2 separate regions of the Mus musculus genome follow, and region 1 is linked to region 2. A link is a loop called in an ENCODE intact Hi-C map of the cell type or tissue named here. Cell type or tissue: left cerebral cortex. All regions are shown on one strand. Links, peaks and the distances in the headings refer to the core of each region. The heading gives the core; the rest is flanking DNA. Region 1 overlaps Asap1 (ArfGAP with SH3 domain, ankyrin repeat and PH domain1). Region 2 overlaps Gm30632 (a long non-coding RNA gene).

Evidence for each region. Hi-C counts contacts between places; a loop is a spot of excess contacts. Peaks named below come from ENCODE experiments on the same cell type or tissue, not always from the same donor. Only the 100,000 strongest peaks of a DNase experiment are listed, where the experiment ranks them.
Region 1: it touches region 2 in a loop (3-fold over the local background); 4 of 42 quality-filtered maps call a loop at or near these places.

What each region holds. Positions count from the first base shown.
Region 1 is chr15:64,299,386-64,315,738 of GRCm38, forward strand. It overlaps Asap1 (ArfGAP with SH3 domain, ankyrin repeat and PH domain1), which reads right to left. Exons shown (of 31, transcript NM_010026.3): 3 at 12,964-13,090. It overlaps 1700010G06Rik (a long non-coding RNA gene), which reads left to right and starts at 14,733. Exons shown (of 2, transcript XR_003951590.1): 1 at 14,733-15,148; 2 at 15,573-16,353. In left cerebral cortex, for the core only: no CTCF peak of the experiment used is centred there; DNase peaks (open chromatin) are centred at 9,718, 11,698, 11,880, 12,434 and 1 more place; H3K4me3 peaks cover 2,756 bases; H3K27ac peaks cover 1,464 bases.
Region 2 is chr15:64,554,622-64,570,974 of GRCm38, forward strand. Gm30632 (a long non-coding RNA gene) reads left to right here. Exons shown (of 3, transcript XR_384144.3): 2 at 2,574-2,777. Among named protein-coding and RNA genes, the nearest start is that of Gm30632, 29 kb to the left of the region's middle. In left cerebral cortex, for the core only: no CTCF peak of the experiment used is centred there; DNase peaks (open chromatin) are centred at 3,148, 3,949, 6,527, 7,257 and 2 more places; H3K27ac peaks cover 4,288 bases.

The DNA.
Region 1 (16,353 bases), core at 4,810-12,809, 250 kb before region 2:
CTGAGACTGTACCTGGCCACTCTCTTTGACTTCTGCCAGTCTCATCTCTCCTCTTGCACATCCCACCCACTCTGATGCCATCCACTCTCAGTCTTCACCAGAGCCATGTTGATGCTGGCACCGCATGCTTCACTTCTAGAACTGTGAGCTTAATAAACCTCTTTCCTGTCTAACGATCCCTAGCCCCTGATGACGCTCATGCAGTACTTACTGAACCTACACAAGGGACTCGATTCAATCTCTCCAAATGCAGCCTTGTGTACTTTATTTTAGTAGCAAGAAATGATTTAATATGGAGTTTTCAGCCAGAGAAATGTCTTGTTGATTTAATAATCAGAAACAAAAAATGTTTAGACAGCAAGGCAGATTCACTCCTTATTGTCCATGCAGAAGGAGCAGAGAGTTAGCTTGTTTTGAAAATATCAGCTCCCTCATTAATCCCTCACTCCACCTCTGAACTGCTTACTCCTAAAAATAACTGATGTAAACGGTCTAGATCTCAACACCTCCCACTCAGCTTAAAGGAAAAAAAAAAATCATGCTTTCATTTTCCACTTGCAGACACCAAGGTGTGTCTCGTGTTGTGTGTATGTTGTATACATATGTTACATGTATGTGCAAGTGTGTTTCCACTACGAAGGCAAATGCTGAGCAGCCTCTCTGAGTTACTGGTACTCTGCCACCATAACCACTAAAACCAAGCAAGGCAGGGTGGCAAATGGGATCAAGGTTTGGGCCATGGAACCAAGGCTGGATCACTAAATCAAGCCCCGGATGATTGGAAGGTGGGGAAATAGCAACCCCAAGATCCTCGGAACAGAGCTGGCACTCGGAAAGTGACTGGTGGGACAGCACAATTAATTCTGACAAAAGGTCACACAATAAATTTAGCATGGTATTCAAATTGGCTGTGGCACAACTTTCAAAAAATCTGAGGAACCATTCAGTCGATAGGCATATAGTCCTAGTCCAAAGAGGCAGACTCGGCTGCACTCAGAAACCTTTACCAGATCTGCTTTCAAGAATTATAAATCAAGTGATCACTGCCATAATTTTAATCAAATATCTGCATTCCAACAGGTTTAAAAAGGGGGCTGGGGGAGTGTCACTAGACCTGAGGACACTATGTGTGATCTTTTAGAAGTAATGCTAGTAGGTCATGGGACCTAGGAGAGTCTAGGACTGCCACTTTTCTCAACTGGTAGAATTTCTGATTCCATTTTAAAACTTACCCTTATACCCATGCATAAATGTAGCTCTCATCCCTCATCAAAACAAAACCAACCAACCAAACAAACAAAAAAACACCCTTCTTTTGGCAGCAGGTAGAAACGAAAGCTACAACTAGTCAAAATGCAGGGCACAACAGACAGTGGAGTGCCCAGCCCCGATGGATACAACGATAACTTTACCACGACATTTAAGGTTCAGGGAACACACAGAAAAGGGAGTGGGGAGGCTGCAAAGACAAGAAGATAAGGATCTCTTATATGAGAGTGCGTGTTCTATGACAGCAAAGTTACAGCCATGAAATCCCAACACTAGTGCTGCCTGAACAAGTCCTGAATGATGGCAACCCCAGCTGACCAGCCAAAGTACGTGTGAGGTCCCACTCTTAGATGGAGAGCTACAGACAATTAATGACTACTGAGTGATGGAGTATCAGTCTTTCTCAGGGACGAGGCCCCTAACTGTGGTCAGCCTTAAACACACAGACAGATGCACCACTAAATGGACTTTACAGGCTATGCTTATTCTATGTATACATGGAACGATAATATAAAAAGAGAGAAATGCAGTAAGAATGGCTAGAAAAAAGGGTAAAGACAAGTATATGAACATAAGTGAAATATATATATATATATATGTGTGTGTGTGTGTGTGTGTGTGTGTGTGTATGTATATGTATATATATCACTACTTCATCAGCCCATCATGAACAAGGCTGTTCTAAAATGAGAAGAAAAACTACTTCTGTGACCACCCAATGGTTGTCATTTACTGCCCCATCAGGGATATTAAAACAACAACAGCAACAAATAAGCAAGTTGAACCTGAACTGCTTGACTCAGCAAAAGCCCGTTTTCTCTTGGCTCTATCTCACATGGCTAACACACGCACGGCACTTTAAGATGAGTCTGAGAGAGGAAGGGCATGAACTACCCAAGTCATCTAAGCCTAGTTCAGTCATCCATAAAACAGAGTCTCGGGGCTACAGAACTATTAAGGTGAGGCGAGGATGTCTGTAGAGTGCCCAACACAATGCCGACGGCAGACTAGATGCTTAATTGTAGTGGTTTTGTTTGTGAATTTGATTTTGTTCCAATGCTTACATACAAAATGCAGAAGCCTTGGGGCAGCGACAGTGTTATTTGACTTGGCGCTGTTCCATGTTCTGGGAGGCAGTGCGCTCACTTGCTTTGCTGTGAAAAAATATTACTATTATTAAAGCAGGAGCAGCTGCTGGGCCAGCAGTGAGCAGCTCTTTTGATTTGCACTCTGTGGAAATAAGGAGTATCTAATTTTATGTAAACGCTACTAATGTGAATAAACATCGATAGAAAAAGGAAATGAAATTCATAAAAAAAAGGAATGATTAATGAATATAAAGGAGCCCCCACCCTCTTATCTTTTAATAAAAGCAAAAGGACAAACAACGACAACAACAACAACAACAAAAATGGAGACTTTCTTATTTCAGGTGTGACAGGGTCGTGAAGAAGCCCTTCCATGGAAGCAAAGTCATTAGTCCTTGTTTATTCTTGTGTCTTGGTTACTTCCCACTGGGAGAAAGCCGATGAAGCCAAGGAAAACCTTTGCTCTGCCTAGCCTTCCAACCATCCTGGGTAACTATAGAAAGATTACTGAAAGAGCACCAAGCCATCACTTTGGATTCCACTGTTGGTCTTTCTTGACCACATCAGCAAAGCTAAGAGTGTGCAGCACAGTCCTCTAACCACAGCCCTTCGTGTATCCCAAATGAATAGAGTAGACGGGAGAGGTAAGACGTGCAGAGGGAAGCGCATAAAAGCTACTATCTTCCAAGTGTCACCAGATAACAGGCACTTTAACCTACCTTCTGTTACCTCCTAGTTCTCCTGACACAAGACCCTGTTGTCTCCACCCAACTCTTACTTAAATAAAAACATAAAGAGGAGGCCAGGAAACCTGGATTTCTGCTTTGCTGTGTCAGCTGTACAGAGGGGGCTGAGGAGGGGGGCTGTTCCTAGCCTCTTCCCATTCTCTAAGGACCGGGAAGTGCTGAGAAGTGGTGAGAGGGAAGGCTTAACCTGAACAATCATAGGTCCATCACCCTACCAGAAGCTGACCAAACCAGAGCTGATCTGCTGTTCCAAGCTGGGCCACTCTGCACTTCCCTATGAAATGTGCTTTTCCACAGCAGAGCTCAAAGATACCAGCTCGTGTCAGGAAGGTATATAGGGCCAGTGTGAACATATCTGCCAGTAATCTAGGACTGAGTAGTGTACTGCCTTTACTGCCTGTCATTCTTCCTCTCGTGTCCTACAGAATATTCTATGAGTCTTTCCAACAAATCCAAATGCTATTTAACTAGTTCTATTTGTGTTTTTCTTTGCTTTGTGTGAGTATCTATGCGGGGTGGGTAGAGATTTGAAATTTACCAAAAGGAACATATGCACCTTTATTTTCTGGGCCCCAGCAACCTAATCCACAAAAGGACGGGATGATCTCTGGTTATTTTCCATAACAAAAGAATTATCACCATACCTATTACAGCCTGCTGCATGCTGGGTTTGTTCACTATGGTTGTCCTGGTCTAAGCCCCTGGGGCATGATGTTACAGAATACAAGGTATCCCTGCTATGTTAATAACAGAGTGGAGAAGAATGTATATTTTCTTCACATCTGGCAGGAGAAGAAATGGTCTCCATTAATGTAGCCAACTCTTTGCTTTCTGCAATAGCTGGCACCAAATTCTAACTGTTTTGTGGTTCTTACCTCACTGAGCCATAAGGCTCCAATTTTGTTTTCCTAGCTTCTGGGTGGCTAAATTGGGTACTGTCTTATCAAAGGGATACATATTCCAGTTCTTGGGGGGAAAATTATACCGTGGCCTCAGCATTAAAATTCAGCTCTTATGTAACTGACCACAAACGGCACCATGGCACAGGGCTGCTCAGATAATGCTCAGGCCCAGGAAGAGTTCACTGTGAACTCATCCATTTAGTTAAAACAAGCAGAGTCATATGGCTCCTAAGCTGAGCCACCCCTACTCCAGATACAATTAAAATTACTTTATGAGACGGCAGCAACTCTATGCCCTAACTAAACAGAAGGATCCTTTCCACTCTAAAGCTCCTGCCTCCAAACCAGAATAGAATCATTTGTGGTCTCAGTGCTTCAAGCTATAATCAGCAAAGCACACTATATTCCAGGTAGGACCAAGGCATACGTGCCTCCCTCGAAACGGACAAAGTCAAATATCTGTGTTCATTATATAACAAAACAGCTCATTACCCTAAACTCCAACAAAACCAAAAGAACAGTGCTGCCCAGAATCTGATGCATCAATGAAGGGACCCTGTGGACATGTGGCAGTAAACAAATTAGCTCTGGCTGGCAAAAGCATGGGACAAGAGCCTGCACAGGGAGCCCATCAAGCTAGCCTGAGTCAGACGGCAACACCAAGCACTGTTTCTCTCATTTAAGGGGTAAGAATACAGTCACTGAGCAAGCAGCTTACGTCAGCTCAACCTGGCTATGACCATGAGCCACAAATGGTCCCAATCTTTAGTTCTACCCTGGTCCCATCTGTGCTGCTAAAACCCAGATCCTTGAAGCATATGGAGTCAGCACTGCCACCTGACCTCCTCATCACCTACCTTTCCAAAGCACTTCTGCCAACTGTCATCCTGGTGACACACCAGCAATACAATAGACCCACAGTAAACAGCAACAGTCCTGAGGGTAAGAGCCATCAAGAATACAGTGATCACCATGCCAGGCAATACTCAGCACTTGACATGCGCTGACTCACTCTTCCCATAAGGAAACAAGAGACAGAGAAAGCTTCAGGAACTTGACCAACAAACATCCTGGAAATCAAGCAGCTCAAGTAAACCTGGAAGGAGCGTCCCCTCCATCTACCCAGCGGATCATTACGGGTCCACTGGTAAACCTTCCGCCTGTTCACTTACCTACTAAGGAATGTGTAGTGACAATTATGGAATGTTGGTTTCTTTAAAAACCACAAATATTATCAGAATATGTTTTTGGTTTTTGTTTGTTTTTTAAAATTCCATGCGTTCAATATAGAGCCTCTGCAGACTGTCACAGCAGCTGACTGTGATTTGCCTCATGCTCTAGCAGGGGCATGATTTTGCCAGCTACAAGTAGTTTCTGCAACTTTGTGGATTCTGGGGACTTTTTAGAGTATATAAATGCTAGAGCCCTGAAAGGTTTTGTTGGTTGGTGGGTGGTTGCTGTTGGTAGTGGTTAGTTAATAGTTGTTCAAGGAGGAGGCAGAGGAGAAAGGAAGAAGAAAGAAGAAAGAAAAAATTAGATATCCTGATGGTGAAGTTAAACTTGCCCCAAGGAACTCAACACCCCTAATAAGCAGGAAGTAGCATAATGATGACATTACCCTCTTTCCCCTCTTTTCTTCTCTTTCATCTAGTGTTAGGGGGTTGGAAGGGTAGGAAAAGAGTGGGGAAGGGTGGAAGAAAGAAGATCCCACAAAGTAGCAAAAGACCAGCTACAGAACGCTAGGGCCTCTCCCTGGCCTCCTTGCCTATGGGAGGAACACTGACTATAAAGACTTGGATCCTCATTGGCTGCTTTTACCAGGTCAGGACATCACTTAATGAGTGTCTCGTGGGCGTTATCTCCTTTTCTATTCAAAAGGATACCATTTATGAGATGAGGAAACAGACTTGGGTATGATCTCCAGCCCCATCACTTACTCATCGTTAAATAACACGTGTAAGAAGGGATATGCCAGGAAATCCTCAAGTGACTACGTGATGTATATGGAACCCAACACTCAGGGCTTCAAAGACCCCCACATACAAGGCAGTTTGCAAAGGCCTGGTCAGTCTGAACATCTGACACAACAGGCTTTTGATGGAGGCCTCTTAACCAGTATCAATTGTGCTATGACCTCACATACCATGTTTTTAGAGGCCAGCATTTAACTCAGTGACTGGTATGTGCAAAATGAGCTTCCTAATTTCAGGCTTATTTCAGGCTTTCTCTCTAGAAGCTAGATCCAGAGAGTAGTGCTGGAGAAGACTCCCCCAGCAAAGCACAAAAGAGTCAAAAGCCCTGAGTTCAAACCCTTGCCTAAGTTCCTCATCTTTAGACCTCAGTCTCCACATTGAAAGCAACAGGACTGACAAAACTCTGTGTGAGCCCCTGTAACTCACCAGCTTTACTCCCCAGGGATGCAACGCTCCAAGTGTCTTCCGGTGAACAGGAAGCTAAGTAAGATTAATACTTTGCTCCTCCACTTTTAGGCGGCTGTAACCAGCAATCCAAGCATGGGATCAGTGAAAGATTATCAGCACCATACTACTAGCTCAATGAATTAAGAGTCCAAATCAAATGCACAATAGCAGGAGAGTTACACGGAACTACACTACACTAGTAGGGGTGTACACCAACCTTTCTGTAATATTGTAACTGGTTATTGGATTCAACACAGCTCTCAATGAGCCTCTTGGAGATAGTCTCCACACTGCCAACCTCAGACTGGATGTTACTCAAGTTCCCTTTAACTCAACTATATACAGTGATTCCTTAGCAATGAGTATCCTGTAAACCAGGAGGTGGTGGATGGCCAGGCAGCTCAAGAGCAGACAGGATCTAAGAGGCCTACTGCAGCTACAACTTCCGCCACAACTTGCAGTTCAGCCTTGTACAACTATGGAGGTTCACAGGCAAAGGGCTGGTCAACAGTTTCAGAATACATATGCCAGGATGGAAGTGGAAGTCACATGGCTTTTTCATAGCTGATGAGGAACACAGAGGACTCCTGGCAGCACCATGTGTGACCTTAACAAACGGACATTTAGGGAGAGGCCTACCTAACCAGACTAAAGCAATTGGCTTGCTGTTTCTCTCCTGCCTAAATTTTATTTATAAACTGTGAAATATATAGAAAATAAGTATGGTTTTAAGTTCATACATTCTGCATCCAGACTCCAAGTCTATTGCCTACCCTACCAGGAAATCTTGGGACATTTAACCTCTGAGCTTTTATGTATGTATGAAAGGAGAATACTAAGAATACCACTCAATTGGCCTTTTATTATGTGAAGATGAAAACAATGTTTTTTAAAATAACAAAGATGTAAATGAGGGCATATGGCATTACTGTGAAATACAGGACTGATGGATTCACACCTTGCTGTAGGGTGCATGAATCTGAAACACAAGGGAAGCTGCATTCCCTGTTTTTGTAAGCAGACAGTCATTGAACTTTGCTAGGTTCTGAGAAAACGTACCGTAATTACTCTCAGACTGGATCAGAGGCTTGGCCTCCAGAGCCTAGACTTCTACAAAGGATACTGGTACCACAGGGAGAATTCTCTTTTGTTGGTTTTGTAGGAACAGATCCAAATACATTTTCTCTACTTTAGGGAAAATGGCCCACAGGGTCTTTATCTAAACCCTCCAGAGAAGGGTTCTGTTGATGCTTCTGTTGTCTAAAACTACATATTTTTTGAAGGTGACTAACTAGTTCTCTAATCCATTAAGACCTGGCTTTAGAATTTCTAGGTGAGAGAGTCCACAGGTTAGCACTAGAGACCTAATCTTACTTACCAAAGGCTAGATCTCCAGACATCAATAAGAAAGACAAAGCTCAGTATTGTGATCAAACCTTCAAAGAGTGGAGCCACACTTAACAAAGGAAGTCTGACTGGCGTGCAAGAATACTCTAGCCTTGATACTCTAAGTCTCAAGTTCATTTCTGACTGGCTGTGAACCAAATACACAGACAGACACACACACACATACACATACACATGAGAAACAGTTATCTGTAAAATGGGACTATTAACAGTAATGCGACAAACATTATATGATAGCATATCTATATGGGGGAGGGGACACGCTAGAGAGATGGCTCAGTGATTAAGAACACTGGCTATTCTTGCAAAAGACCTGGGTTTGGTTCCCAGCATCCTTGTGGTGACTCACTTCCCTCTGTAACTTTAGTTCCAGGGGATCAGAGGACCTCTTCAGGCTTCTTCAGGCAACAGACACATACATGGTATGTAATACACACATGCAGGCAAACACTGATATACAAAAAAATAAAAATAAATCATATATATACATATATATATATATGTATATATGTATATATATATATATATATAACTAGCACATAGTAGGAATATCAGTAGTTGTCAATTGCTGTTACTGTTAATATCAAAGAGACCTCTGGTAACCTTTGATCAAATGATTCTAAGCCTTCAAAAACAAGTCTCCAAGCCAGAACCACACTGACATCCAGCAACCTTAGAAAGGCTTTTGAAGGCACCTTGCAGACACAGTTATTCATCCCCAATCCCCATGCCTAGCAGCATAATGCATTCAATGGTGCATGTACTGGCTGGATGGCAGACTGCAGTATTTAGTTTATATTGCTGTCATGAGTATTCTTTATTAATTCTCCCATCTATGAACTTAACCTTTCAGTCCTATTAAGAGTTATGGGGTTTTTTTTTCCCCTTCAATAACATAAGCTTCCAAATAATCCGAATAATAGCCTCGGTGCCCCAGCAGGGCTTGGCAACTGGGACTGCCACACAGATGCTCCTCAAAGATGTGCTGAGCAGATGCTGCCCATAGGTCACTGATGTAAGTTCTCACATTTCAAACTGAAACCCATATCCATACCTTTGAAGAAATATTATACTAAAATTACTACTAAGAAGTACCTGGAACATGGGCAGGAGGAAAAGCTAAACTACTAAGGACCTTAGACATCTCTTCCTGAGACCAAAACTGTGTTGTGTGACAGCACTGAAGCCCCATCTATGTACTACGGAGTCAATAAATATGACTTTGCAGACATTGAGAATGTGAATCTTACGTGGTAGCTGTGTAAAGAATTCCTGAAGTCCTTTACTTACTAAGGAAACCTTAGAGAAAAGTCATCTCTTTGGGCCTTTTCTTCTCAGTAAAGTGGAGATAAGAGCTGTCCTTTTCTCTTCATACATGACTATATGTAGACTTTACACAGAGGATGCACATAGCCCTACACAGCTGACTACAGGGAACTATGTATCCCATGTGCCTAAAACTGGCCTTATATGGAGCAGCATCTAAAGAAATGAGCAAAGATTATTTCCATCAGCACCAAAGTAAAATGCTGGCAAATAACTAGTAACCTTGATGAATATGACATGTTCTCCCTTGTACCCAAGGCCCTAAGTATTGGCCACTCCCAATCTTTAAAGAGAGAATGCATCTCAGCATCTTGGCCCGTATTCCTACAATGCATGCATTCTCAAGAAACCCTTGTCTTCTAGCCACTTATCTATAACTTGTAAAGGGTCGCAAGCAGAACAGCATATACTAGAATGCTCTGGTTCCTGAATAAGCAAAGGATTGGCTGTGTGCTTGGAAACCACTTACAGGCTAGGATGAAACCTTAGCTGAATCCCAGCTGATCCATTCCTGCCTCTTAAAGGCAGCCACTGGTGTCCCAGCCAAACCATTACTTGCCAAACCATATGTGTCCCTCAGCCCTAAAAAGGAAGCCTTGAAGTAAGCTTTTAGCCTCTTCATTCTATGTATATCTGATTCATTTCCCAAAGTGCATGTCCCAGGGGGCTTTAAATATAAATATCAGCATCTGCCCCACATGGTGTACTGTTTGACAGGGAGACACAGTGAAAGGGGAAAGTGCTAACCCCAAATGAATCAATTTGGTGTTCGAAGCTTGGCGCTCTAACAGGTTTCCAGTTAAGCCCCATGTGTGTTAATTAGTAACATAAACAGCAGATAAAGTCACAAATAAACAGGAAATTCTTAACTATCAGAACTAGGAAAAGACTTGCTTCTAAACAATAGTCCAAGCTACCCAAATTACTCCCTATTCTAGAGTGTCCACATCACCAAAAACAAAACAAAACAAAACAAACTACCCAAAAATTCTATTTCTAAGAATAACCACAATAACACAAGCCAAATTCTTTCAATTTCCAAATCTCTCACTTGTGAAGAATATGCAAACATTTCCTGATATTTTCACAAAGTTTTCCTTCTATTTTGGGAGCAGTAATCCCCCTGCCACCCTCCCCCCATTACAATGATATATTTTTATTTTGAGACAGGCTCTTCCTATGTATTCTAGGCTGGGAACTCACAACCCTCTGCTCAGTCTCTGAGTGCTGGCCGCATGGTGTGTGGCACGTCTAGTGCAGGTCCCTGCCCTAGCATTTTATGAAATAAGGTCTTGCTGTGCAGCCCTGGCTGGTCTAGAACTCATTAGGAAGTCCAGGCTAGCCTCAAGCTTGATCCTCCTGCCTCTATGGACCAACTGATTGGATTACAGGTATGTCCCACTACCCAGCCTAATTTTGAAGAACCAGGTTGGCATCTACTGAGGATGTACCTTCAGCTGTGTTATGATCCAACAGTAAGAAGCTAAAAAGACGTTTCATATAAAGAAGAGGTCACCATACAAAGTCAAACCAAATAGACTATGATTCAAGGGTTAAAAAAGTACACAGTGAGGAAAATGATTTCTTAACCAAGCCTGTACTCAAGTTTAGAAAAAGAATGACAAAATTCTGGTATCAATTACTCTACATGCTTTAGGGACAAGAGTATATCAATGTATTCTAATATGTCACTTTTGAACTTTCTAGACTGGTTCTAACTCTTTCTCAAGCCCAAAGGCCTATTCTTCTACCTAAGCTCAAACACACACACACACACACACACACACACACACACTCACACACTATCTCTCTCTCTCTCTCTCTCACACACACTCTCTCTCTCTCACACACACACACACACTCACACACTCAAACACACACACACACACACACTCACACACTATCTCTCTCTCTCTCTCTCTCACACACACACACACTCACACACTCTCTCTCACACACACACACACTCACACACTCTCACACACACACACACACACACACTCACACACACTCTCTCTCACACACACACACTCACTCTCTCTCTCTCTCTCACACACACACAGGGTTGGGGGCAGATACTTATTTGACATTAACTATTCTAAAAAAAGGTGCTTCAATATGCAAATATCCCCCACAAACAGCACCCCAAACACCCTTATCATCTGCTGCACAAACAGAATACAGTAACACTATCTGAGTGTGCAGAAAGTTACAGTAACTGACAGCTCTATTAGCAGACAGAGAAGAAGTTATCTGGCAGAAAAATAACCCCACAGCCTAATCAATGTTAAACCCTTTAGAGGCATATCCAGTTAGAAATGGAAAAAGATGACCACACACTCCTAGATGAGCAAATTTGTCAGCTTCTTCCAATTATATGAAGGACAGAATCACTTTGAGGTTGAATGCCTGGCTACTCTGCTTAATCCCTGATATTAACCGTCAAGCAACTGACAGGTCACAAGGGGGAGGGGTATTCACTACCTCTGCCTTTCAAATACACTTAGGTAGGTAGTATTTCTCCATCCACTTGAACATTCATTTCCATCACTCAACAATGGCTCCAGAGAAAACTCTAAAAACAACCCTTCCTGGAATTAAACAGACTAGTTTATAGCACCTGGCAGGTGGACAAGATGGGACAAAGAAATCTCCCACCCCCTAACATTTCCATCTCTTATGCATGCACCCAAATACCAGTTCTCCATACATCAAACAACTTGACTACCACAGCCAGTTCCAGGCAGAACTTCAACATTCCCTATATTCCCGAGGGCTGGTCCCTAGCCGCCCTAAATAAAAAAAAGAGCTCCCTGAACCTCAAATAAACCAAGTGTCTAATTCCCATGGGGGAAACCCTCTTCCTGCCTATACTGTCGTGTTCAGCCAAGACAGGCCAAGCTGCTTAGGATGGGAATATTTTGTGGCACTGAGAAAGTGTGCTGAGTTTCTGGGAAACTGCCTTATTTTCACTGCTTTTTCACTGGCTTGTTTGTAGCTGTAAATATGTGCTTAAGGCGTTTCTCCTCACCCACCCCACGCTCAAGATTTAAAAGAAATAGCTTTGCCCTTGCCTCTGCCCCTGGACATCTATCCGTTGGAGGGTCCTGATAGGCAGAGCTGTTCTTTCCGCAGCTTCTGGTCCCATCTACCAGTCTGATCAGCTCTGCAGACTGCATTGAGTGTCCTGCGGATCTGGTGCAGCAGAGCCCTAGAGAACCAAAGCCACTGGAGCAAGGGGCGCTGGGCGGGGATCCGTTTTGTACAGACCTCCTTCCACTGGGCTTTTGCTCACTTTAGGCACAGGGGACTAGCAGACACAGGCCCAGGGATGGCAACAGTCTCAATTGAAGTTCCCTTTTATTCCTTTGGGGTTTTCCACCAGCCCTTATCTCTACAGCTAAGCCTGCCTGGCCCCGCTGGGCTGCGGAGAAGTGCATTCACGGCCCATCTCCAAGTCTCTGGCTGGTGACCTTGGCCAAGCAGCCTCGCCTTTCTGCCCTCGGTGGCCTGACGCCACGTACTTCGTGGGTTAGGAAAGGGTCACAATGATGTGGAAGCGCTGAGCAGACTGCCTGGCACCCAGACAGGGTGCAAGGCAGAGAGGATCTCTCTTCTACTCGGGTGTCCAGAGCTCGCTCAGTCCTTCCCCACTTCAGTTTCCCCGGCTTTCAAACCTGCAGGATCCCGGAAAGGGCTGCCAAGGAGGACCACAGGGGCCGGGGGCTGCCGGAGGGGGTGTGGCTCCCCGAGTCGCCGGGCTCCCCAGGGCCCCAGCCCACCCAGCTGCCAGGCCGCCGCCTACCTCCTCCAGCAGCGTGACGGTGTTCCTGCAGTTGTGCAGCCGCGTGGTGAAGCTGGACGTGGTGGGCGAGTTGTAGTCCTCGGTGGTCTCGGCGATGAACTCGGACACGGAGATCTGGTCCGGCATCCTGCCGCGGGAGGGACGAGACACAAGCGGGGGCGGGCGTGAGTCACGGCGCAGGCTCCCGGGGCCGCCGGGCGGCTCATGAACGCCACGCGCGCAGCCCGACCCGCCGCGGCGCCCGGCCTGGCGCGCGAGGAGTGGAGCGGAGAGGAGCGGAGCGAGCGGCGCAGCGCCCTTCAAACTGCAAGCGGCGCGCGCAGGCGGCCGGGGACGCGCCTCCCCGAGCGCACGCAAGGGGCGGCGGGGCGGGGCGGGGCGGGGCGCGACGGGGAGGGGCGGGGCTGGGCGGAACGGACCGCTCCGGTGGCGCTGACAAGCGGCGAGGCTCGACCGACTGGGGCGCTCGCTCCCGCGGAGCGGCGGGCGGCGCGCCCGCGCCAGTCACGGGGACAAACACGGAAGTGCTCTGCGCACGCGCCCCGCACGCCCCGCCCGCCCCTCTCTCTCCACTTACCCCCCCCCCCCGCCGCCCGGCCCTCGCGCGGCCCCCACCTCGCAGCCGCCGGCGCTGGTGCTCGTGCCCGTGGGGCTCCGGAACCGCGCCCCACGCACACACACACACACCCGGCCGCCCCCGGAGCGGTTACTTCAGCGAGCTGGTTACGCGAGCGTTTTTGCAAGAGAGGGACCAAAAAAAAAAAAAAAAAAAAAGTTGTTCGTGTTCTTTTTTAGTCCCGAGTGGGTGCAGGAAGCGAGGCCCGGAAAGCCGTCTCCCTTCTGCGCGGACCGAGGGATGGGGGCGCAGCCCTGCTGCCCTCTGAACGCCAATGCTGTGCCTTGTGCAGAGACAGGAAGGGTTGTTTTAAAATACTTTCATCTGTCCAGATGTATTTGGTTTTTTTTTTTTCTTCCCCTACCCCAGAGGACCGCCGAGCATCCGGAGATGCAAAAAGTATTTCTCAGGTGCAAATGCTCTTCACTGCTAAGCAGGAACTGACTTTCTTCTGAGAAAAGTACCAATTCAGCCCCAGCAAGATGTCTACTGTTGTTAGTCCAACATACCCATCTAATTTCTCACCACCGACTGGAAGATTTTGAGAATGGTATCAACAAAACCCACCTAGTCCTTGGGATTGGCCTCCAGGAGCCCTTGAAAGCGTATGACTGGCCTCCATTAAAGCCTGCTTTGGAAGGCAAGCCCTGTGGCCCACTCAGACCTGCCTGCATACCGTCCGATATAGCTAGCTAGAGGTTGTGTTCGCTGGCCTTTCTGGCCGCGTGTGGGTCGTGTGGCTCAGGGACCCACGGAGAGGGCTTGTCTTGAGTGAGGACCGGCAGGGAGGGAGGAGAAGACTGCATGTCAAGAGGAAAAGGTTCGCCTCACAAGCTGACAAATTCTGAGATGAGTGATGTCGGCAAGGGCCACATTCCTGCTGTCTTGGAATTTGCTTTGCAGCAGAGGACCAGACAAATAGGCAATACAGAGGAGGAGTAGGAGAAAATGACAGAGCCATACATAAACCATGGTCAGAGAAGGCTCAGTCAAAGTGTGCAGAATAGAATGGATACACCACTCGATACCCTGTTGGCTGGGAATCTTGGACCCCTAACTGCCTCCCATGAAAGTAGAAGACAGGGACCCTCATGGAGGAGGCTGAGTTCATGGATGAGGACTTGCTCTCTGCATAGGAAAAAATGGGTTAAAATGTGTGCTGTTTCTCTTCCTGGCTTGACCGAATTGGGTGTGCACTGTGCCTCCACTGCGGTTCCTACCAGTGCTCTCCAAGGCAGGGAAGTGTCTCCGCCTACTACAGGAAGAACTTGCTAAGGGAATGAGCATAAAGAAACACATCCCTGGCAAACTGACCTTTTAAAAAAAACTAGTGAATAAAGAGGTTAAACATAAACAAGAGTACTTTCTCTCCTCAGTACTTTAAAAGTTTGGTTTGGGAGACATGGAGGGTTTAGCTCTCAGGGAGAAAATAAGGCAGGAGGAGACTGGCAGCTGACCACCCCACAAGGGCAGGCTCACTGGTTGCCAGGGCTGCAAGATGTAGCATTTGGAGAATGAACATTCCAGAAGAGAATCCTAGCTCATTTCTCACAGCATCTGGAAAATTCTGTAAGTTGGAACAAATATGACCCTCACTAGCTTGGCCTAATTAAGCTCCCTGCGCCTCAGAAATCCCATGCTCCCCTATAAAGTACTGAGAGCAAATCAGCGAGAAAAATCAGTGAGCACTGGGGCTTCCCTCTGAAAGGATTTGTCTTCCTCAGGGCTGTGAGCCAGTCTGGTCCCACCCCCCACACCCCAGTTGTCATCTAGTACCTGCCCTGTCTACTGAGCTGGCAGCACTCCTCTGTGTGTGTGACATAAACAGTAAAAATGAACTGTTGTTCAGAGCCTAGACTTAGCTAATAAGTGTGTCTGTTCCCAGAGACCCTGAATTCCACAGCTTTCTCTCCTAATTCAGATACCTTGGGTTTGGGTGGCATGAGTTTATCAAATAAGAGGGTAAGGCGTGTCAAAAATGACCACCACACAGAGCCCTCCCAGCTCCAGCCGGTTTGCTCCCACACCTGGCTCTGCAGATGAACGAGTCAAGATTATTCCAAGCTCAGCAGTGGTAAACAGCCAGGGATTTCTTTCTGAATTCACCGGAGAGCCCAAACTGCCGCCACCAATTGCTGTTTCAGTTTCCTCCGAAGATTATGTTATGTATCTGCCCCTCCCCTGCCTCCTCCAGCCAAGAGGGGACTATATGAACAATGAGATATTGTGCTCTGGTAAGCATATACCTCCTTAGACTGGTCTGCAATTAGAATTTCAAAGCTTCGCACCTCAACCCACCATCTCTGGGGTTCATGGACCATAATCCTCTTTAAATTTGAAACCATGCCCTGGTGCAAAACCATCTGCACCTCCCTTTTTCTCAAATACCCCGAACGCCATTCCTGGATATCTAAAAGCAAATAGAGTCTGGCGTGGGCAAAGCTGAAAGGCTGGGTTTCTTTACAGGGAACTACCCAGAAATACACACTTATCCTCTCCAAAGCCAGAAAAAGACACGTGCACACAGACTCGAGCTTCTGTGAACCCGGCTTATATAAAGCAAGCGCCGTCTACGCTGTCGTCATTATAATCCCCCTCAAAGACTGTTTATTACCCTAGGCCTCTCTCATTCTGCTAAGCACTGTCCAGAGCAGCAAGCTACTCAGCCTGCAAGGATGCTTTGTGTCCTGGAAGTGAAGCACCAAGAACAGGACAAGCTTGTTCCTATGGACACCATTAGCACTGCTGACCACCGTCACCTGGGAATTGACTCC
Region 2 (16,353 bases), core at 2,896-10,895:
ATCCAGCTACCTCCAAGGTGGAAGAGCTCCTCAGCCTGCCCTGGCATTTATAACATCCACATATTTTTTATTTTCTTTAAAATATAACATTTCATTACAAAAGTTTATAGCAGCAAATATGCCAGTTAGTAATGAAGTTTGAGAGTAGACAGTAGCTAAGTTCAAGCTCAGGGTAAGGTTCTGCCTATGAAAAGGACACTTATACATCTTAAACAAAACCATTGGTACTAATAGATGAGAAAATAGAATTAAATAAAAATTTAAAATTAAAAAAATAAGAGACAAGACGATATTTATATGTTCTCAAGTTAGATGATGAGAGCTTATAAAAATACCTAAGCACCATGGAGCATTTATGTTGTAGAGTGTCCTTCTGTCTGAGTATGTCTGATGAAGCCCAGTGATTGATTTTAGGTTATCCATTTTGGGTAGGAATTCACAGGAGGAGGCTGAGACCTTGCACTGTGTTCCATGTGGAAACTGCTACTCCTTTAACCATTGCTGATGTCAACACTCAGCACTGGGTAGAGGTGTCTGACTATTGTAGTTGTAGTTGTAGTTTTGAGACAGAGTCTGGCTATGTAACCCAGGCTGCCCCCAAGTGAATTATCATACTGTCTTAACTTTTAGAGATCTGAGATTTAAGCATATAGTTTTTGTATACTTTATATGTACATAGTAACCATTTTGGTAAGGAGATAACTTGAGAACATATAAATATCTTCTTGTCTCTTATTTTTTAATTTTAAAATTTTTATTTAATTCTATTTTCTCATCTATTAGTACCAATGGTTTTGTTTTTTTTTTCCTGAATTAATTTCAGAACTGGAAATGCTGACTTTCAAGTTTTGCAGCTCTTTCTAAATTATTAGTTTCCATTATAATATCAAGAAGACCATTCAGTCTTTCTGACTTTCCATCATTCATTCATTCATTCATTCATTCATTTAGTGTTCTTATCAATGGCAAGTTATAGGTTCTTACTTTGTTCATTAATATACCACCCATTATTGTTGATACTTTATTTATTTTTTATTCAAGTTGCCTCAGATTTAGCCAGTGGGATTTCTCCAAAGCTGGATCTGCCATCTTTTTGCTTCACCTCCTTAATCTTTTGAGCACTTTGGACAACATTGGCATCAGTGTTGATATTTGATACCACAGATGTACCTTCTGTGTCCTCTGACTGATTCCTGGGTTGGGCTTTTCTTTAAGGGGCATTCTTCTGTTGAACAGAGACGGCTCTTTAGAAAACGAGGTATCATGAGAGGTGCTCATTGTTGCGCATGTGTCCTCTATTCCAGGCTCTTTCAGTCTTTAACTCAATACCATGTTTCATTTTAGACTTTTCTTTTACTATCTTTCTTTGTTACAGTGAGATGCCAGACCTTGTTGTCCTCAAATATTTACTTATTTGTTCATAGTCCTTCCTTTTCCCTCAAAATTATAGCCAGCATCCTAACTTCGCTGACCCAACGTCTCCCTTGGCCACCTCCTTCACTTGATCTGAATCCCCAAAGTACCATCTTTCCCATTCAGCTCGCCAAATGGATTTTTGGACTAAATTATTCAGGAAGAAAGAAAGACATATAAATCCAGTTTAGAGATGCATATGAGGAGTTGGTTATGCTCATAAATAGACAATAGAATCTATATATGTGTGGTGTGATATCATAAATAACGTGCTATTCTTGTATAGTCAATGTAAGTGACCACTCATACGTGTTGTGCATGCACTATTAAATAAGCAGATAATTCTACAAATGTTGAGAATAAAGTTACATCATTATGTATCACAACATAACGTGTAATAGTCCCAAATTAAAAGTAAATGGCTAGTAGTTATGATGCACAAATCTAGTGTACCAAATTAAGATTGTATAGATTTATATTTTGTCATAGAAAATGTCAGCTATGTAATAATAAATGAAAAGAGCAAGCATGCCTAAGAGAAAATATGTATTTCCTTTAAATATATGTGTGTATTAATGAATGGATTTTTGTTAGTGTGTGGCATGTGTGAAGGTCAGAGAATGATCTCAGGGAGTTAATTCTCTCCTTCCACCATATATAGGTCCTGGGATTGAGTTCAGGTTCCATGGCAAGCCCCTTTACTTGCTGAACTATCTTCATAGCTCCCCGTGTGCATGGTTTTGAAAACTCTTTATAGAGAAGGAACTCATAGACATTTTGACGCATATTGTATTTCTAGGTTGTAGGATTTTTAAATTACTGGAGCATTTTAGTTTACATTTTGTTTACTGTGGATTACAGAATGAACATGTGTTGTGTATATATATTTTAAAAGGCTAAAACCAATCATTGGACCCTAAACCCTTTCTGGAAAGAAAAGCATTGTTTCCATAAACCTGGACTAAATCTACTGACAATTTCTGCCAAGCTCACTGCTGAGAATGAAAGATACAATAGATGTTCTAATCTGTAAGGCATTGTGGCAAAACCAAGTGCTATAAACATTGCTTCTTAAATCATTACATGATCATCATTGCCATCACCATCTTTCTGATTATTGGTATCAACCTCATTTCTTGTTAATGACCATTGTTTTCTAGAGTCAGAAGAAAAACTTCAAATTCTCTTTCCATTTGCTTTGGAGTCAGAGGGAAGCATTTGGATAGTGGATCCCTGGAAGGATCCTAAAATGTGCATGAGAAGGTCATGTCCCAGCCATTTGCATAACTCAACAGATAACTAGAACCAGCGGCTGTGCATAGAGAGAATTACTACTGGCCAGAATCTACAGCTAGCAGCCCAAGGTCAGTGACTTGGTGGATCTGGAGCAGGGTAAGGTCTCAAGAGGCTGCAATAACTTTTTCCTGTTAGACTGTGATAGTACATTGTTAATTGCTTTTCAAATGCTGTGACTGGGTTTATTCACACTTTATGGTAAGTCTCAAGTGCAAGTTTAGAAACCAATTAGAAGGCTAAAAGTGATGCTGAGGAAAAAAATCCACTTTGTTTATATTTTTAGAGATGCTGCATAACTTTACGGGCTCTAAAAGACTTTATCCAAGATGTTAATATCCCCAAGACAAGTTTATGAAAGTGTAGGCATAGATGTATGTCACCCTCTTTGGCTTTCATCCCAGCATCTGGGAAGCAAAGAAATATCAACCTCATGGCAATATGCTCAACACAGGGGCATGGAATTATTCTATTTTGCTCCCTAACATATTTCAAGGGCCTAGAATAGTGGTGCTAGGGTATATAGCAGGAACTTAAAAACTACTGGATATGCAATAACCCCCATTCTCCCTTTCAGTGGGAGAAAGCGCTAGATTTCTTTTTTGGACACACAGGGACTTTGTCTTCAGTATCCACATTAGAATATGTTAGTAATAAAATGTCTACTTGACCCACACAAGCATGCAAGAGGGATTTGTAGGGTTTGACAGTGGGACGTCAGTGTCCCCGTCTATAACCTGAGATGGAAGAGAGAGCCTCATGGAAGCATTTGGCATCTGGCCTCTCTGTCTTTTGGGATTTTCAGATTCCTAACTTATTGAGTGTTCCTCCTCTTCAGGATTAACAGGCTTCTAGGCTGTGCTTTTGAAACCTTCCCACAATATGCTCCTAAGGATTGAGTCAGTTTATAGGCTGTTTAAGTGACAAAATTTCTGAGCCTATGTTGAAAGCAAGTGGGTTTCCTTTATTTATTTTTTTGTTTGCCTTTAACTATGTTTATTTAGATATAAAATTAAGGAGGCTTCCTCCCAAGATAGTCATAACATTCTTCCATCAAGAATCATCAAAAGCTGGCCTCTGGTTACTTCTGCTCTTCCTGTTTATTGTTATCCACCATTGTCACATTCTCTTCTTCCCCTAGAGGTGACTAATCCATGGTCTGGATTTCTAGACATGACGCCTGCATTTGCTGTGCTTTCTGCCTAAAATAGCAATCCCATTTATTTTTTTATAATGAACTCCTTCTAGTTAGATATTTTCCTTTCAGTTCATTCCTGTAACAGAAGGGAGATAGCCATGCCCTGTGCTCCTAATACCTTTGCCTTTAGTGAGAATGCACTAACTTGTGTTGCTGCTTCTAGGTAGGATTTGTTCCTAGTTTTCTCTCTGTTAGCTCTCATGGCCAACCCATCTCAGTGCTGGGCATACTATTATACTGTCTTGCTCTATATTTATTGTGAGCATTTAATTCTGCTTCTCCCATACTCAAACAAGTTCTTATATTCTAGACCTTCAAGAATAAATTGTCAGGACAGTAGATTTGTTCCCTATTCATTTGGGGTTAAAAAATACTTGAGTTGAAAATTTATGCAACACTATAGTTTGGATCTTATACAGTGTCCTCCAGAGTCTTTAGGTTGCATGCTTGGCTGGGGTGCTAGTGAGAAATAGATATTTTATGAGGCAGAGCCTAAGGAAGGAAGTTAGGGCATTGAGAAAAATATATTTGGAATTATGCAGGTCCTAACCACCTCTGAGACAGTGATATGAGCAGGTTGGCTTGACAAGTTTCCCACTGTGATGTGCTGCTGTCCTAACACAGGGTGAAATCAACAGGCCAAAGGAGCATGACTGGAAACTCCAAATTTGTGTAGCTAAACAAAGCTTTATTCCATATAATTTACCTATCTCAGATGTTGTCTTGTCACAGTGAAATGGTGAGCATCACAGGTGACGAATGACTTAAGTAAAAGATAATTTATGTAACTTATTTATGAATTAATATTATTTGTGAACTCAGCATGGAGGCACACATCTATAGTCCCAACTCTTCGGAGGTTGAGGCAGGAGGATCTTCATGAGTTTGAAGCTAGTCTGTAATACGTAGCAAAATCTGGTCTTAAAAATCATATACAGAAGGTGTGGGCACGGGAGACTGTACCCTGTACTTCTCTTGGACAACATGGTAGATCTGGTCCTGGTGGCCTGGACACAGAAGAGCTTTCTGAGGATGTGAGAGCAGGAGAGTTGGTCCTACCCCTTGCTGGTTGTGGCAGGTAGGAGAGCTGGCCCTGTCCCTCGCCTAGGCAAAGCAGAAGAGCTGGCTCTGCTGGTGGCACAGATGCAGGAGAGTTTGGGGACTGAAAAACTCAGCTAATTACTCAGGCCCAGATCCATCTCATCGATTTGGTCCACCTCAAAAACCTACCCCGTATGAACTGTTGGAGGGAGTGAAGGGGCCAGGCATGCAGAACCAAAGCCACGTGATCTCCGTGACACAGGCCAGCAGGATATCAGAGAGGAGCCCCCGTGAAGACCCAGTACTGATACTGCAGTAGAAATCAGAGGGGTGATCCTTTCTGTGTGAAGAATGCCCAGGGCTTTCACAACTTAATTCTGAAACAGTATTGACTGGGACTAGCAAAGGATCCATGGGGGCTCAATGAGGCATCCATCACCTCCCAACAGACAGTAATGACAGCAATAAATATCGGAAATCTCAACTGAAACAGAAAGATAAATATACCCGCTGACAAGGATGCTTGAGATGACTCTTTAAGACTGATGTAAGCCAACCCCCCAACAGCCAGATTCTGAAACTCTGCCAGGGAAGTGCCTTTAGACAGCTGCAAACTGCTCGGTCTGTTCTTTGCAAAGACCAGAAGTACCTGGGAATTTGTATCATCTTGGACATAGCTTTAGATCAATGTCAGGACCGTAACCCCCTTGCTCTCTGATCGCGACAGCTTGAGTATGATCTGGGTCATCTTCATAACTCCCTATGGAATTGAGTCCCAGTTTCCTTCTGCCACACGTTGCTTCCTAATGGGCCTTGCTTGGCTTCTCTCACTTCCGTTCCCATGCCCTCGTCTTCCTATTGTTTTTGTCCTGGGAAGTCTTTCTAATAAACACTTTCATATGTGCTTTTGTGTCAGGATATGCTTTTGGGGAACTCAATCTATGAGAATGCTTTCCAACGGAAATAGAAAGATGATCCTCCACCAGGATTACTAACTCAAGTGGGCGGTTGGCAGGACCTCGTGAAATTATAGAGATGAACTACTAAAACTCTAGAAAGCACCGAAGTCTCTAGGGATACTCTTTCCTCGTGTCATCTTGAGCTCTCATCTTCTCAGATCATCTTTTCTGACTACCATGTCTGAAGTAGACCCCATGCCCTTCTCCTGCAGTATGCCACCTTGCTGCTATCCTTCAGGTACACGCTATAGCTTGAAATGATTGAATCTATCTGTGCTTTTGACTTTGCTACCTTTCTATAGACCATAAAGCCTTTTGATCAAGGATAATTTGTTAGGTCAGCTACCTCATTTGTTCCTGCTATGTGTTCTGTAACTAGCCTGACCATCAGGTAGAGTTTATTGAATGGGTGGAAACTACATGTGACCTTGTCCCTCCCATTGTCCACCAAGAGTGACAACTTTGCTGAAGTTGTGGACATATTTTTTTTTAAATCCAGATCCTATAAGAACAATTATAAAGGTTTAATCTATAGAAATCCACCTGGTCCAAATAAAGGAAACAGATGATGCACATGTATTTATAGGGATGCTGAGCCTGGGACAAGCCAGCCAGTCAACAGATTGTGCCTGACAAGTCTTCATGGAAGGTGTGGAAGCTTTGAACTCAAAGTGTTGTTTTTGTTCCTGGAAAATACAAACCTTCTTTTCCCCTGAGTCAGACTGTCCTAATATAACTGTTAGGATAGGATAGGATAGGATAGGATAGGATAGGATAGGATAGGATAGGATAGGATAGGACAGGGAGGGAGAGAGAGAGAGAGAGAGAGAGAGAGAGAGAGAGAGAGAGAGAGAGAGAGAGAGAGAGAGAGCGCACTAGCTTTGGGGGTTGTATATTAACCACCACAGCAACTAGATCTCCTAAGCAGCAGAAACAAGGTTAAATTTTGAAATCTTTAACCCATTTAGATGGAGGGGCTGGAATTTCTCTCTCTCTCTTTCTTCCTTCCTTCCTTCCTTCCTTCCTTCCTTCCTTTCTTTCTTTTTTCTTTCTTTCTTATCTATTTATTTGTGTGTGTGTGCGCGCGCGTGCATGCACGTGTGTATGACCCATGTATGGGAGTGCCTATGGAGACCAGAAGAGAATGTCAGATCCTTTGGAGTTATAGCAGCTTTGAGCTGCTGCAAGTGAGTGCTGGGAACTGAACTCTAGTCCTCTGAAAGAGCAGGAAGTGCTCTTAACCTCTGAGCCAAGTCTTCATTCTCAGAAAAGAATTTTTTAAAGTATCTTTCATAGAACACAGCTAGAATTCCACAGAAGCCAAATTTTGGCATTAGAAGTGGCTTTACAATTGCCTCCTAATCCAGCGATGATGCCATCCTCTTGCATCTGTTGTCATGGTAACCGCCACACACTCCCTGTGTGCACTTCACCTGTGTGCCTCACCTGTAACTGGTCGTGCATGTGATTATGTCACGGTCCAAATAGAAGGCAGAGACCCCCAACCCCTGGCCCCTTTTTTCTCCTTTTCTTCCCTACTTCCCCGAATAAACCTCTTCTTGTGGGACTGTGGTGGTCTGTCTGGATTAGAGCCACTTTCTAACACCACAACAAATGTATATGTCAGTGACAACATATATTTGGAAAGAATTCTTAACATTTTACTATGTTGTTTGTTATCATGTTAATAGGACCCTTTGGATTGTTTCAGAAGAAATAAGGGCCTAGAGATAATTTGAACTTGCAACTCCCTAGTTGGTCTTCATGACTCTTGCTCCCACTTCTGTGTGCAGTATCTCAAAGGCTTTCTCTATCTCTGTGCCTGTTCCTTCCAAAGTCAGACTAACCACCAATTTATAAATAGTCTGCTAACTTTCTCACCTATTGCTTCCTAGCAAGTTATCACAACAGGCAATGGCTTTAAGCAGCAGTACTCATTAATTTAGCTCATGCATCCACATTGGGGCAGGGCTCAGCGGGGAAGGGGCTTCTCTGTCTTATGTAGTATCTGCCAGGGCTGCTGACCTGAGAGTGAGGCTTTGCTTTCCACGCGGCATATCCATGTGGCTGGCAGTCAGTGCTAGCTGTTGGCAGAGATCTCAGCTGGGGCTGTCTGTTGGGGTAGCTATATGTAGCCTCCCTGTGTGGTGGCTTGGCTTCTTCACAGCACACCAAGCAAGTTCCAAGTTTGTGTTCAAAGATACAGGAAATGGACTGTCTTTGGAAAAAAACTGAGCTTCTCTTATATTGGCTCCTATGCCTAAGGCAGTCATATGACTCAGAATCTAGAATAGGTTATATCAGCTTCACCTCTTGATTTGGCAAAGTGTTTAGAAGCCATGTTTTTAAATGTCTCTAGCAGCTCTGTGATCTGCTCTTAAAATTCCTTCTGCCCATAATACTCCCTCACTCCCACATGCATGATGCCACCTGGAGAACTACTGAGTCTCCACAGCCTGCCTCTAGTATCACTTCTTCTAAAAAACATTTTTATCCATGCTTTCTTAGCAGGTTGCTTTTATCACTAGCCTCCTGATTAGCACAGCATACTAATGTTAGCCATGTTCTAAGAGGGCAATGAGTCATCTTGTTCATTTATTATTCCAGTTTCTAACAATGAATTAATTGGCTAATTTTCCAGACCAACTGTTATCATAACAACTATAATTTCATAAATGTTTACTGTTTAATATGCCCTACAAGATGTACTTTATAAATATTATCTTATGGAATGTTCACAAATAAGAAACTAGTATTATTATATTACACAAACAAGACAGTGCAAGGTAGGTCATGCCAGGAATACATTTCTACTGCCCCATCTCTGTGTATGACAGTTCCCCTGAGAAACTGTGTCAATAAGCCAGAGTGAGGCTGCAGGAAGTGGGGCTCATTATCACTCTCTTCTCTTCTGGTGTTAGCAAGAGCCAGCAAGGTGAGCTTAGGTTGCAGCTTTGCAGCACAAAAGCAGTATGAGTGAGCAAGGTACTCACAAGTGAGATGCCAGGTTTAGAGGGAAGTTAAGCTTAGCTGAAGGCAACCAGGTGATGTAAGATGCTGTTCCATCTTCAGTTGAAAGATGCCAGGGTGATGAGGCTGCAACTGAGCTTCCACTCTACCCTTCTGAAGTGAAGTGTAATGAGTCAGCTGGATGCAGTCCAAGCAGAACATAACACACATACACACACACACACATATATATGTGTGTATATATACATATGTATGTGTATATACATATATATGTGTATATATGTGAATATATATATATATATATATATATATATATATATATATATATACACACACACACACACACACACACACACACACACATCCATTGGGACCTTCATCTCTAGTACAACAGAGGATTACCTGCTTAAAAAGATCCAGAGCCTCTTAAGATACTATCCAATGTATTATGTATGTATGTATGTATGTATGTATGTATGTATGTATGTATATATATATGTGTGTGTGTTGTGTGTGTGTCACTCATTTGCCATAGCATGAATAAGGACGATCATAACAAATGGGAAAGATAGCTAATATATCCCAACCCTGAGCATCTATCAAAGTTTTTATTTAACAAATGAATACAAGTGTAAATTTTTTATTGTCTGAAAATTTCATATATGTATATAGTTTGTTTTGGTCAAATAAGACCCCTTTTTCTCCCATCTAGTTCTTCCCTTATGCTGGAATTTTGGCTGGTTAGATTGTCTGCATACAGTCACAGCTGCTGTAAGTGTATGTATACAATGGTGTTGTCATTTCAAGCAAATACTTTTATTGCTTCAGACCTCTATTACCTCTGCCTATGACTGATTTTCCACCCATTCTATGATGATCTCTGGGCCTTTGCCGAAGGGATGAGACGTAAATGACTCAGAGCTGAGTACTCAATGGATTTCCTTGTTTGTTTGTTTTTGTTTTTATTATTATTATTACTATTATCTAAAAATTGACCACTGTGGGTCTGTGTTAGTCACTGTCTGCTAAAAAAATGAAGCTTCCCTAATGAGTGTTATGAGCTGCACTGACCTATGAGTATGACCTATGAGTATGAACTTAGAGGCAGCTCATTACTATGTCCATATGACAGAAGATTATTAGGTTCTCTCATAAGGCCTATTGCCTAGACCTTCAGGACTTAAACAACAGGGTTCTCGAGGGAAGGGAGCTACAATGACAAATTTGGGATCAGAAGACTCGAAGAAAGGAGACACAAAAATTCTGTTCAAGCCTCATTTACTCTTGGGAAATGGAGGGTTTATAAAGTTGAAAACCACAGATGGCATTTGCTCAGGTGCACAGGCCAAACCCTGGTGCTAGGTAACACATTAACATCAAAGGAATGTCCCGATTGTGAAAGGTCCGGAAAGGAGTACCCTCATTGTAAAAGGAAAGGAGTGTCCTCATTGTAAAATGTCCTGAGTCAGTTACAGAGCAGAAGAAAGATAGTGGCAGAAGCAGAAGAGTGTTAGTTAATAGATGATGGCCAAGACAGAGGCTGAGATGCCAGGGGCTTCTGGGCCCCAAGAACCTATGATGTAGCCAGACACAAATTTTTTTAGCCTTGTTAACAGCACTAGGTGTGAGTTTCATTGTGGTGAGTGAGCCTTAGAGCCAATTAGAAAGTGGTTGGTTGCTCCTATAATATTCATGTCACTAACATACCAGTTGACACTTCATGTTGAGCAGTCATCACTATAGAAGTTGGGATCATCTTACTGCAGGCCTTGAGGGAAGCTAAACTTTTGGAGAAAAGTTCCTTGGAGCTATAGTGGGGTTCAGTGCAGGGTAATGGTAGCCAGTGCCTGGATCTTGGTGTCTAGTATTGAAAACAGCAGGAAAGAAATGGAGATAATTTAAAAAGAACCATTTGGAAATAGTAGAGTGGATGTGACAATATGGACTTTGAAGAGAATTTACACAAAAGTAGCACTATCTGTCTATCTATCTATCTATCTATCTATCTATCTATCTATCTATCTATCATCTATCTATCTTTCATCTATGTTAAAAAAGTAAATAAAAAAAATATGGGGTAGTAATATAAACAGTTCATATTTGTATCATAGTTTGAGAGAGAAAGGAACCTAAATTTTTCAACAAAATAATAACTCATTCATTCTAGTTGGAGTAAAATAAATTAATGTACAGGTTGTCTTTTTTTTTCTGTTGTTGTGATAAAGTCCTCTGCAAATGAGCTCTTAGTGGATAAAGAGTTTGTTTTGTTTCCAGTCATAGTTCAAGGTATAGTCAGCCCATCGTGGCAAGGAGATCAAGGCAACAGGAAATTTGAAGTAGGTCATTCCTTACATCCACCATCAGAGAGGGCTGAATTCATTCTGTTGCTCAGCACCTTCTGCCCAATTATACAGTCTAGTAACCCAGCCAGGGAATGGTGCCACCCACAGTGGGCTCACTTTTCTACCTCAATTAATGAAATCAAGGTCACCCTTCATGGTCATGCCTGGAGATCCATCTCATAGATTCTGTCAAATTGAAAATTAACACTATCATACAAAGAAGCTAAGAAAACTCTGTGAGGTTTATGTAAAAGAAATTCCAGAAATTTTGTGAATTAAACTCCAAAGAAACTAAAATCAAAGAAAAAAATCTTGGAAAAAGGCAGCAAAAACTAAGCTTATTTGCTTGAGAAAGTCTGCTAGAGTAGTTCAGACCTTTTCACCTGGTGCTAGGCACTTCCAGGAGGAAGCCACAGGCACATCTCTTGCTGAATCTCTTGCAACAACTGCCAGTTGCAAACTATTTCTGGAGGGACCATTGTTTAAGAGTAAAAAGAGAAATAAAGACATTCTCAGTTGAAGGAAATCTAAGGGAATCCATTGCCAGCACGTGTTCTAAAGAGAGGCTAAAGAGTCTCTGATCTGGAAGAAAGTGAGAAAAGATTTAGAACTTATATCTCATTATTGTGTTAGCTATTTTCATATGATTTTCTTTTTAAACAAACATCAAGCTTTTCTCTGCAGTGTCTGGCCAGAGCAAAAGAAACGTAGCTGATCGATGATGGAGCTGACCTGACCTGAGTATGGCCATCCACAGGTGCCTTAGGACAAAAATTCTTTTGTCCCCAAACCACTTTGCTCTCCACAACAATTAATTCTAAATAAGTAGAAGGAGGAGGAGAAGGAGAAGGAAAAGAAGTATAAATTTGTAATTTGTTTATATATTCACTCCAGTCATGAATTATCACAAAATTTATTGTGATACAGCAGGGAAGAAGTGGAGATAATTTAAAAAGAGACAGTTGGAAATAATAGAGTGGAGGTGACAATATGGACTTTGAAGATAATTTATACAAAAGTATCACTATCTATCTATCTATCTATCTATCTATCTATCTATCTATCTACCTATCTATCTATCTATCTATCTATCTATCTATCTATCTATCTATCTATCTACCTACCTACCCACCCAATCATCTATCTATTTATAATCTATGTAAAAGTAGATTAAGCATATGGGACAGTAATAATATAAACAGTTCATATTTGTATCATCATAGTTTGAGAGAGAAAGGAACATAATTTTTTAAACAAAATAATGGAACAATACAACTCAAAACAACTTGTTTTTATTTTATATAGATAGTCCCAAAATTGCTGCTAATGATATGAAGAATCATATTTCTATGTCTTAAGTTTTACTTGCAAAGATGAGGTAAGAGAATGGTGCAAGTTTCTAAGCTGTGGTAATATCCCAATTATAAAGTGGTTAGGCTCCTAAAGCCCTTATTGGGATTAATCACTGCAGAGCTTTGACAAGTAAGTATTGAAATGACCATCAGGAATAGACAGGAGCAGAGAAGCTGAAAGCAAGCCCTGAAGATGCATTTCAAACTGGTAAATGAAGGCTGTGGGATGCGATCAGTACCAGACCCAAATTTATACAGCAAGCACTTGGAAGGGAAAGTCATGTTCATAAACAATGAGAGTGACATAAGTCATCTTTCTTCTCAACTCTTGGACAGTGAACAGGCAGAGCTGTTGCAAGGACCAAACTCCTAACAGCTTGTGGAAGGCATTTCTCCATGGGCTCCTGTGTTCCAGTATGCCTTACAGAAAGGCATGGTCTACTTTTACTCTGGACTGTTTTCAAGGATATATTTGTAGCTAGCCTTAGAAGATACAGCTTCCTTTTCTAAAGCAAAGGGCAGGTCTGTTTATGGAATGGAAGACTGAGATAATGTCTTTCTCTGCAGCAAAGGGCAAGTGCTCTTTGTGCTCATAATAATAATAATAAAAAAAATCTGGTTCTCTGAGCACCAGGCAAGTGTCTGTCTTCTAGTACAATAGGACATATATGCAAATGTCACCTTCTCTCGTTATATCACTCTGTAGGAGTTGGGGTACAGAAAACCGGCTCAAAATAAAGTGTTTTATTCTCTGAGAGGGAATAAAGTCTTCCCACAAAGGAATCCCCTTCCCCAGAACGTCTGGAGAATATCATGGCAAATTCTGTTGATATTAAAAAATATTTCTTTTATACAAAAAGTGTTATGAAAATAGAGGAGTGAATACTTTTTCCAATCATTTCATGAAGTCAATATTATCCAGATGCCCAAATAAGACAAAGACAGTTTAAGAAAAGAAAACTGTAGACCAATAGCCTTTATGAATCTAGATGAGAAAAAAAAATCCTCAATAAACATTAGCAACTAAAAATTACCAATATAGAATGACTGCATCATAAGCAAGTGATATTTATGCTGGAGATGGAAAGTTGGCATGGTATTAGGAAGCCAACCATGTATTTCACTGTATTAAAAGGCTTAAAAATAAAAGCCAATTGTGTGACTTTACTTGGGCCAGAATAACAAAATTTAGTGTGTTGGGTGGTTTAAGCAAAAGAAGTTAATTTTCTCAGGGTTCTGGAGAGTAGGAGCGTGCACAGGTGGCCTTTGCCATGCGATCAAACACTTGACACAAAAGCAACTTAAGGGAGGAAGGGTTTGACTACAGGAAGGGGAGGCACTGGGAGTGGGAGGTGCTCCTGCTGGCTGCATTGCCTTGGTAGTCAGAAAGCACATTGGTCAGGAAATCGGACAGGCCAAACTGAGGAGAAGGGATTCCTATGCTTTGATTGGTCAGGGCTGATCAGAAGATCCACCCCTGTAACTGAGAATTGAACTTACCTTCTATTAAGAATATTTGAGAAGGTGGAATGACATGCTTTCATTGGGAAAACTGACATAAAATGATCAGAAGGATTTATATTGAAAGAGAAAAACAAAACAGCAGCAGCAGCAGCAGCAGCAGCAGCAGCAGCAACAGCAACAACAACAACAACAACAACAACAACAACAACAACAACAACAACAGGTCAATTTTAGACATCTTCCAGTTTAGACTCAGTGGTAAATCTTAGTAGGTAGCTAACTGGCTCAGAGGCCCATGGTATCCAAGGCACAGTCTATGAGTCTTTCTGTTGTACTACACTGATGTCTCTTAAGTGTGCTAGGACAGATCCTGAATCTCACCAACTAATTCCAGGATCCCTGGCCATCTGAGTCACCAATGTGTCTGCTTGCTCCCTGGAGATAGTGAAACATCCTTTGTCCTTTAAACACTGTTGGTATAGGGTCTGGGGAGCTTGCTTGGTTAGTAAAGGGTTTTCCACAGCAGGAGGACCTGAGTTTGGATTCTAGCATCCATATAAAAACCCTGGCATGGCATTAGCATCATAACATCTGTAATCCCAGTTTTGGTAGAGAAAGTTGAATCCCTAGAGCTTGTTAGTTAGCTAGTGTAGCCAAATTGGTGAGAGACTTTAAGTTTAGTGAGAGACTTTGTATCTAAAAAGTTGGAGTGTGGCCTAGTTGGTCATCAATGGGAGGAGAGGCCCTTGGCCCTGTGAAGGTTCTATGCCCCAGTATAGGGGAATGCCAGGGCCAGGAAGCAGGAGTGGGTGGGTTGATGAGCAGGGGGAGGTGGGAGGGGTTAGGGGGTTTTTGGAGGGGAAACCATGAAAGGGGATAACATTTGAAATGTAAATAAAGAAAATATCTAATAAAATCAAAATAAAAAAATAAAAAAATCAGAGTTATTGAAGAAGGTACCCAACATCAACTTTCAGCCTCTACATAAACATAGCCCCTTCCCCCAACACACACACACACACACACACACACACACACACACACACACACACACACACACACAGAGAGAGAGAGAGAGAGAGAGAGAGAGAGAGAGAGAGAGAGAGAGAGAATTACTGGACTATATATGTGCACATAGAAATAAATGCACTCAAAAAGGCATAAACATGCTATTATTTGAATTTGAAATACCCTTCCTAGGCACATAGTTTGAACACTTGGTCTTTTGCTAGAGGCATAACTTTTGAAGGTTCTGAAACCTCTATGAGGAGAGTCTATTTGGTGTAAATGAGCCATGAGGAGCAGGATTTGAAGGTTATTTCTGTGCCCTGACTTCTGCCTTGCTTTCTGCCTCTTGGTCCACCACGATTTAAGTGCCTCTTCGTGTTCCTGCTACCATGAACTGAGCTGCTATGCTGTGCCTTCCCCATCATTGCAGTCTGAAAATCTCAGGGACGGGGAACCAGAATTAATCTCCTTGTCTTAGCGTACTTCTCTATTGCTGTGATAAATATTTTAACCAAGAACATCTCAGGGAAGAAGGGACCCATCTTTTTTTTTTTTTTTTTTTTTTGTTTTTTTTGAGACAGGGTTTCTCTGTGCCATCCTGGCTGTCCTGGAACCCTGTAGCCCAGGCTGGCCTCAAACTCAGAAATCCACCTGCCTCTGCCTCCCGAGTGCTGGGATTACAGGCAAGTGCCACCACTGGGACCCATATTTCTTATCTTCACGTGTCTAGTCACTGAAGGAAGTCGAGGCAGGGACTGAAGTCAATACTATGGAGGGATGCTGCTCACTGGCTTGAACACAGATGTACCTTCAGCAACTACCTTTCTTTCTTTCTTTCTTTCTTTCTTTCTTTCTTTCTTTCTTTCTTTCTCTCTCTCTCTCTCTCTCTCTCTCTCTCTCTCTCTCTCTTTCTTTCCTTCTTTCTTTCTTTCAATATTTATTGATTTTTAAAATTCACTTCACATTTCTGTCTTAGTCAGGGTTTCTATTACTGCACAAAACATCATAACCAAGAAGCAAGTTGGGGAGGAAAGGATTTTTTGAGCTTACACTTTCACATTGCTGTTCATCACCAAAGGAAGTCAGGCGTGGGGCTCACACAGGGTAGGAACCTGGAGGCAGGAGCTGATGCAGAAGCCATGGAAGGATGCTGTTTACTAGATTGCTTACTTTCTTATAGAAGCTAGGAATACCAGCTCCAGGATGGCACCAACCACAATGGGCTCTCCCATCCTTGATCACTAGTTGAGAAAATGCCTTACAGCTGGGTCTTATGGAGGCATTTCCTCAAGGGAGGCTCCTTTCTCTGTGAT